3 separate regions of the Homo sapiens genome follow, and all the other regions are linked to region 3. Evidence: chromatin loops called from intact Hi-C (ENCODE). Cell type or tissue: PC-3. All regions are shown on one strand. Region 1 overlaps PREP (prolyl endopeptidase). Region 2 overlaps PREP (prolyl endopeptidase). Region 3 has its middle 49 kb from the start of POPDC1.

The links. Peaks named below come from ENCODE experiments on the same cell type or tissue, not always from the same donor. Only the 100,000 strongest peaks of a DNase experiment are listed, where the experiment ranks them.
Region 1: it touches region 3 in a loop (8-fold over the local background); 6 of 110 quality-filtered maps call a loop at or near these places.
Region 2: a loop joins it to region 3, with 10 times the contacts of the local background. A loop is called at or near these places in 5 of 110 quality-filtered maps.

What each region holds. Positions count from the first base shown.
Region 1 is chr6:105,301,220-105,303,719 of GRCh38, reverse strand. All of the region lies in intron 10 of PREP (prolyl endopeptidase), which reads left to right. It also overlaps the pseudogene RPL35P3. Among named protein-coding and RNA genes, the nearest start is that of PREP-AS1, 23 kb to the right of the region's middle. In PC-3, a CTCF peak has its summit at 966 (motif pointing right); no DNase peak of the experiment used is centred here; H3K4me3 peaks cover 588 bases; H3K27ac peaks cover 1,194 bases.
Region 2 is chr6:105,316,875-105,319,374 of GRCh38, reverse strand. The region is part of intron 10 of PREP (prolyl endopeptidase); the gene reads left to right. Among named protein-coding and RNA genes, the nearest start is that of PREP-AS1, 39 kb to the right of the region's middle. In PC-3, a CTCF peak has its summit at 1,329 (motif pointing left); a DNase peak (open chromatin) is centred at 504; H3K4me3 peaks cover 1,039 bases; H3K27ac peaks cover 1,804 bases.
Region 3 is chr6:105,086,613-105,089,112 of GRCh38, reverse strand. No RefSeq gene overlaps it. Among named protein-coding and RNA genes, the nearest start is that of POPDC1, 49 kb to the left of the region's middle. In PC-3, CTCF peaks have their summits at 1,143 and 1,344 (motif pointing left); a DNase peak (open chromatin) is centred at 1,332.

The sequences.
Region 1 (2,500 bases), 210 kb before region 3:
GGAATAACTTTCTAACAGAGAGGCTCCAAAATGCAATGAATGGCCATTTGTGCTGTTTTAAGTTTCTTTCTTGTTACTAGAAATATTTAAGCAAAGGATGAACCTGCCTGAGATGTAGCTTTGTGGGTGTCTGCATTGGATAGGGGAGGGAGGAGGAGGTCAAACAAGTGAACTTCTAAGAGCCAATAGATTTTTTTTTTTTCAGTCATGATTTGGTTTAGAAAGGCATGTGACATTGGGATTGGGGCTCTGGAGATGCGAAACAGCAATATCACTAGAGAGGCTGGTTGAAGTTGGGAAGAACTGAGAGAAGTTGAAGGCAGAAAGTGGAGAGCTTTAATTGCTGGTCTAAAACGTGGACTTTGGATGGGCTTGGTGGTTCACACCAGCACTTCGGGAGGCCCAGGCAGGAGGATTGCTTGAGGCTAGCAGGTTGAGACCATCCTGGACAACGTAATGAGACCCATGTCTCTACAAAAAATAAAAAATTAGCTGCATGTGGTGGTGCATGCCTGAAGTCCTGGCTACTCAGGAGGCTGAGCCAGGAGGATGAGGATTGCTTTACATACATACATACATACATACATACATACATACATACATACATGGACTTCATTTTGTAGAGAATGGAGAGGCATTGCCTGTTTTGAATAGTAGAGTGACTTAGATTAAAAGGGAGGTTTTACATGGATTAATCTGGTAACAGGTGCTCAGATTGGAAGCAGGAGTCCTGGAAGCCAAGGCCCCTGTGCAGGCAGGCAGGGATAAGATGGTGTGGGAGAGGTAGCTACAATGACTTTGAGCTCCGGACCTGAGGTAAGCTGGTATAGGTATTTGAGGGTCAAAAAGAGAGTATTTAGCCCTCGGAGCAGGCGGCGGGGGCGGCCTGTGCAGCAATGGCTAAGATCAAGTCTCGGGACCTTCACGGGAAGGAGAAAGAGTTGCTGCTCAAACAGCTGGACGACCTGAAGGTGGAGCTGTCCCAGCTGCGCATCGCCACTGACAGGCGGCGCGGTCTCCAAGCTCTCTAAGATCCGTGTCATCCACAATTCCATTGCCCGTGTTCTCACCGTAATTAACCAGACTCACACAAAGAAAACCTCAGGAAATTCTACAAGGGCAAGAGGTACAAGCCCCTGGACCTGCGGCCTGAGAAAACATGCGCCTGCGCCACTGGCCCAGCAAGCACGAGGAGAACCTGAAGACCAAGCAGCAGCCGCGGAAGGAGCGGCCGTACCCGCTGCAGAAGTACACAGTGAACGCCTGAACGTCACATTGTCAATAAAAGAGAGCTGGCCGAAGAGAACAAAAGAAAAGTGTGTATTTAATATGCAATTCTGTATTCATTCAACAAATATTTATTGAAGGCAAACAATGCAGAACTCATAACCCTCTGATGATGGACTCATCATGTGGTTCTCATGCAGGAGCAAAACACACAGCATATGCCTTCCATGTGCAGCATAAATCCCATTGCAGTGAGCCATGTTACAGGGCAGTTTCTGCCTGTACCAAAACAGACGCTGCTTTCTCTGGGCCTCCGCGTGTAGCAGGGTTCCTTCACTTTTAATGAAAATGTCTGATTGTGTGTCTTCATTAACTACAAAGAGATCAGACCAGTGGAACTGAAGATGGCTTTGATGTTCTACAATCAAGTCAGATTTATTCATCCTAGCCCTGTGTGTCTTTCTACCTCAAAACACCAGGTTACTGCTAAAATCCAAATAAACTCATCAAAGTGCCATAGCACGAGATCCAGCTGTGCCTCCTTCACTGCCCTTCTTTCCTTGTATTCAGAACTTCCACTTTCTATTTCGCTTTTGGCTTCACAGTTTGAGACTGGGAAAAGGCGTATTATTCCAAAAAACAGATGGCTGAGCCTTAGAGAGCTGGTGAATTTCTGCAGAGATGATCAGTATAGCACTTAGCACATTGTTGGTGCTCAAGAAATGTACTAAAAGTTAAAACAGATTTTAAATAGACTGACTTTGCTGTAATTGAGGTATCCTAAGGGAGCTTTTAAATCCCCAGTGTTACCAAAATGCCCAGCCATCCTTGGAAAAACTAACTAAAGCAGTCTGGAATAGACTTTCCTTCTGTATTTTCTGCCCAAAGATGACTCTTAAACTCCTCTCTACTCCCCAAAAGTTAAATGCCTGGAACATAGACAAGATGACAACCTTCTAATGCCAGGCTAGCATTTTTCACCTTAGTACAGCACAGAAACATGTAATGCCTCCCTCTAAGTCCTAGGAAGTTCTTCATATGCTCATGTTACAGGGTAACTGAAGCACGGAGTTTGCCCGCCTACTGTCCAGTTCTTTTGGTAATGGAATGTCTTGTTCCTCTGCATGCTGCCTGTGGACTCAGAGCAGTTCTGCTCCTTGTCAGATTTATTTGGCACACGTAGCACAGACCACACAAGTGGCCTCTGTCAACTCTGATAAAAAGGGGGAGCTCAACACCCTTTTATGAACATTCTCCTTTAAACCTGTCAGGC
Region 2 (2,500 bases), 230 kb before region 3:
AATCAACTCCATTAACAAGCATCTACATTTTATAAAAGTCAGTATAAATTAAGAGAATCCAAGTACTCATATTTTAAGAAGGGGAGCAAACTTAATACAAAGGAAAAATAATAAAGATTTTATAAGTAGTTAACATTGATTTTATTATCTTTACTGTTGTTCTCTTATACTTAATAGGAATTTGGCTTTTCTGGGGATTACCTGCTATAGTACATATGAAACATCAGTAACATCCCTAAGGCGGTTTGCTTTGCAGCCGAGCCAAAATGCTAAAGTAAGAAGAATCTTTGGCTTTACCAACATGCCTTGGGGTGGAGGGAGTGGGATTTTTTTTCCCTTTAATTCAGATTTTTCTAATCTTAGTGATAGCTGATTTGTGCTTGCTAGCATATAGGCTTTGCCATTCAAAGAACATATTTTCAGAACATTAATTCGTGTTTCAATACTCATTAACTTCTGCGCCAAGTTCATGACACATGCAGCTTTTGAGTGTTGACTCATCCACATCCTTGGTGAGCTGACTAGTGAACGAGTGGCAGTGTCTTCCCATAGCAGCGTGTTCGTGTGATTGGGTATAGGTCAGAAATTTTCAGAACGTTTTAGTGAAGAGTGAATGGGGCAGCATTTTCAAAAAGAAACTTTCTGAGGGGTCACTCTATTTTCATATGGTTAGGAAACTGCTTGAATTGGTATCGGTTCTTGCTGATTTATTGCCTGAGCATTTGTGTTATTTCTGATATTACGCTTCATGGCAACATATTTTACTTTAGAATTTCCCCCATCATGCAGGCATTCTAGCTTGAGAGCGTAGTGTTCATATTCAGAGTGTACATACTTGTATCCCTTTCTCCTTCTCTGGATACCAGCTGTGTGACTCTGGAAGATAAGTCTGTTTTCTTGCTGTCTTATAATAGAGAAGTAAGTTATGTGGCTGAAGTCTGTAGTTGCTGCAGTCTCTGCTCCACTGTACATAAATTCTCTACCATGTCTAAAAGAGGACATTACTCTGCAGCAACCTGAGACTACATAACCTATGATATGGTGAATGGGTATGTGTCAGCTGGCTTATAAAGATGTTTGTTAGGAAGTGACTTGCATCCTCTATCTGCTTATGTCTTATTGGTGAAAACATACTCACACTCGGTTGCAAAGAGGTTTTGAGATGTAGTTTTATTCCCAGAAAAAAAAAATGTGACTAGCTAAAAATTAGGGCCTTTTTATCAAGGAAACAGGAGGAATAGATAGATATTGCGGGACAACTAGCAGTCTGCCACACAAGGCAAAAAAAGGCCTTTGGCAAGAGCTTTTTGGTGTAGACCCTGAGATCAGGGCACCCAAATGCCACCTGGTGGCCAGGTACCTAAATCTCAGGATCAGGATTGGAAAAATGAAGGCTCCTAAAAAATAGAATTTTCAGATACTGTAATTGTTGACAGCAGAAATCACATACTACAAAGACAGAAGCACCTGTTAAGGAGGCACTCCTCCCTTGGAGAAAGAAATTTAATACTGTTTCTAGAACATGAAGCGTGATGCAAGCGTATGGGAATATTTGGGCATTAGGATGGACTCTGAGGGATTGCCTGGCACGGTGAGGAAGCTGTGTAAGCTAGTGTCCAGATGGCTCTCCAGGTGTTTGATTCTCTGCTAAGTCAGCATCTTGCCTGGGGTGACCAACTCCCAACTGCCCTCCTTCACAGTCCCTGAGCAGGATGTGGACACAGTCCATCCTTGGGCCTGGTGTTTGGAATGGAAGCATGGCACGAACCCACCTACAGAAAGGTAATCAGGTCCCTAATTTCATAGCTGCCTCCTTTGCTTTTTCCTAGGTGGTATGTTTTTCCACTAATATGATTCTGGCCTCAGGACAAGTTATATGCCTTCCAATTGCACGTACATTAGAGTTCATCTAATGGAGCCCTCTTATTTTACAGACAAGGAAACTAAAATTCAGTCAGTGTAAGTGTATTAACAGAGGTTACACTGTTAACAGTTGACAGAGCCAAGACTAGAACTTACAACTCCAGATCTATGCTAATCCTGCACATTTTGTTATCAAGATAAGTTATTCTCGCTATAGCTCAGGATTTTTTTTTCACCTCTTAAATAAACATGTTAGCCAGGCACAGTGCCTTATAGCTGGAATCCCAGCACTTTGAGAGGCTGGTGCAGGGAGATCACTTGAGACCAAAAGTCCAAGACCAGCCTGGGTAACATAGCAAGACTCCATTTCTACAAAAAAATATATATATTTTTTTTTAATTAGCCAGGCACGGTGGTATACAACTGTAGTACTAGCCACTCAGGAGGCTGAGGCAGGATGATCATTTGAGCCCAGGAGTTCAAGGTTACAGTGAACTATGATTGTGCCACTGCACTCCAGCAAGACCCTATCTCTAAAAAAAAAAAAAAAAATTAATTAGACTAAATGGCCTCTAAATCCCTAAGCTTTCTTACCTCTAAAAACTATAGTTTCTACACCATGTAAGTATCTTGTGAT
Region 3 (2,500 bases):
ATAAAAGTAAAAGCTATTATTACATTAATCAGTGATACATAAATGGAAGCTGAAGGTAAAAGATGTATTTCTTCATTAAATTATACCTGAAAACTCTTTTCAGAACTTGTATCTAGAGACACACATTTAAATCAAATACTTAGAATACCTGGGTGTGATATCAGCATTTTGACAAGATATTGTTTCTTCTCAAATAATGGAAGTATGGGCAGCCCTATTAAGATGTCTGAGTGAGAAGAGGAACATCAAAGTTTTCAGTAATAAAACCCCAATGAAGAAGTCTTGCATTTCTTTTTTTTTTTTTTTTTTTTTTTTTTTTTTTTTAGTGACAGTCTCACTGTGTCTCCCGGGCTGGAGTGCAGTGGTGTGATCAAAGGCACTACAGCATCGAACTCCTGGTCTCAAGCAATCCTCCTGCCTCAGCCTTCCAAGCAGCTGGAATTACTGACACAAGCCATCATGCCCAGCTAAGGTTTTGTAGAATCAGGCTGTATTCGTCCGTTTTCATGCTGTTGATAAAGACATACCTGAGACTGGACAATTTTACACAAGAAAGAGGTTTAGTGGATTCACAGTTCCACATGGTTGGGGAGGCCTCACAATCATGGTGGAAGATGAAAGGCATGTCTCCCATGGTGGCAGACAAGAGAAGGGAGCTCGTGCATGGAAACTCCCCTTTATGAAATGATCAGATTTCGTGAGAATTATTCACTATCATGAGAACAGCATGGGAAAGACCCAACCCCATGATTCAGTTATCTCCCACGGGGTCCCTCTCACAACACCTGGGAATTGTAAGAGCTACAATTCAAGATGAGATTTGGGTGGGGAAACAGCCAAACCACATCACAGGGTCTCACTATGTTAATCAGGCTGGTCTTGAACTCCTGGCCTCAAGAGATCCCTCTGGGTTGGCCTCCAAAACACTGGGATTAGAGGTGTGAGCCACCATGCTTGGGAGAAGTTTTATATTTCTTATAGCTTGAAAGGTGGGGGAGAAACATATGGGGTAATAATGCAGTATGATTATTTAATGTAATTGAATGTTTACAGTCCTGTGGTTTCTTATTACAAGAAGACTTTTAGAAATACTTTTTTCTAGACAAGTTACAAATACCTGATTATCTCTTCAGTATTGTGAGCTCTGTGTTGACAGCCCCTGTCTTCTGCATAAGAGCTCAAAAGGCATTACTTATAATTACACATTTTTTCAGTCAGAAATTTTCCTAGGTAAGTTTATCAATCATGTGGATATTCAGGTACTCAAAAGAGTATTATAGCTATGAGGGGATGTAAAAGAAAATCTGTTTCAGAGAGCAAGTGAAGAGTGCCCTCTGGTGGTGTCAAGCAACAACTGAACTGTATCATGTTCAATCTTTATTCAGAATTACTGAATTCCAGTTCTTCTACATTCTTAAAAGTCGGACTTTCACCTTAACCATAAGGAATTTTTACACTTCTAAAGGCCCACTGCACAGTGGAGTACATTATGACATACTTTTTAGATTGTGTTATTTAGGACATCTTTTACATAAGCCTTGAAGATAATTTTAGTAAGGACAGTGTTCCATTAAGAAATAATGTCTTACTAAAAAGAAACACTGCAGGTTGTCAATATGGTCCCTTTAAATGGGATCTCTTTTTAAATTATGTTTTAGTTTTTGTGGGTACATAGTAGGCGTATATATTTACAGGGTACATGAGATATTTTGGTACAGGCATGCAATGCGTAATAATCACATCATGGAAAATTGAGTATCCATCTAAATGGGATCTCTTGTATAATCTGACATTGACCCACAGTCTTTTATTACTTATTTTTGTTGTTGTTGTTTACTGATTCCATTCTAAAGGAACTCGTGGACTCTCCTCCAGCAGATTTTGGGAATAACCATCTAGGATGGTCAGGTATGATCCTAGATGGAGACAGACTATTGAACCAGATGCCAGTCCAGAGTCCCTTCCCACTGTTTGGTTTTATGTTACATTTTCCCCGGCAATAAGTTTCCCCATTAATGCTGTGCAGCCTCAACAAACAAAAGCCCACCTAAGGAAGTAGAGCGTGGACCGGGCACATCGTCAGAACACCACAGCAGGAGCTTCTCACACGGCAGCCCCTCCTCTGCATTTTCCAAGATTTTTACTGTGAGGAAATTATGATTGTAATTAGGTTTTTATTAATATAGTTTTAAGTGGATTTTTTGGGTCTGTTTGATTGCTTTTGGGCAGAAGCAGTTTAACAGGGGACTAGAAAAACTACTATCTGAACTAGTTAATGAAAGTTGTGGAGAATTAATTTCATGAAGAAATGAGAGAACTTGAAGAGCCAGTGTGGAGATTGATAACTATAAGGGCTCAATATGTGGCCCGATGATCTCAATGAAAGAGTGATAAATGACCACGCGCAGTGGCTCACATCTCTAATCCTAGCACTTTGGGAGGCTGAGGTGGGTGGACTGCCTGAGCCCAGGAGTTCAAGACCAGCCTGGGTAACATGGCA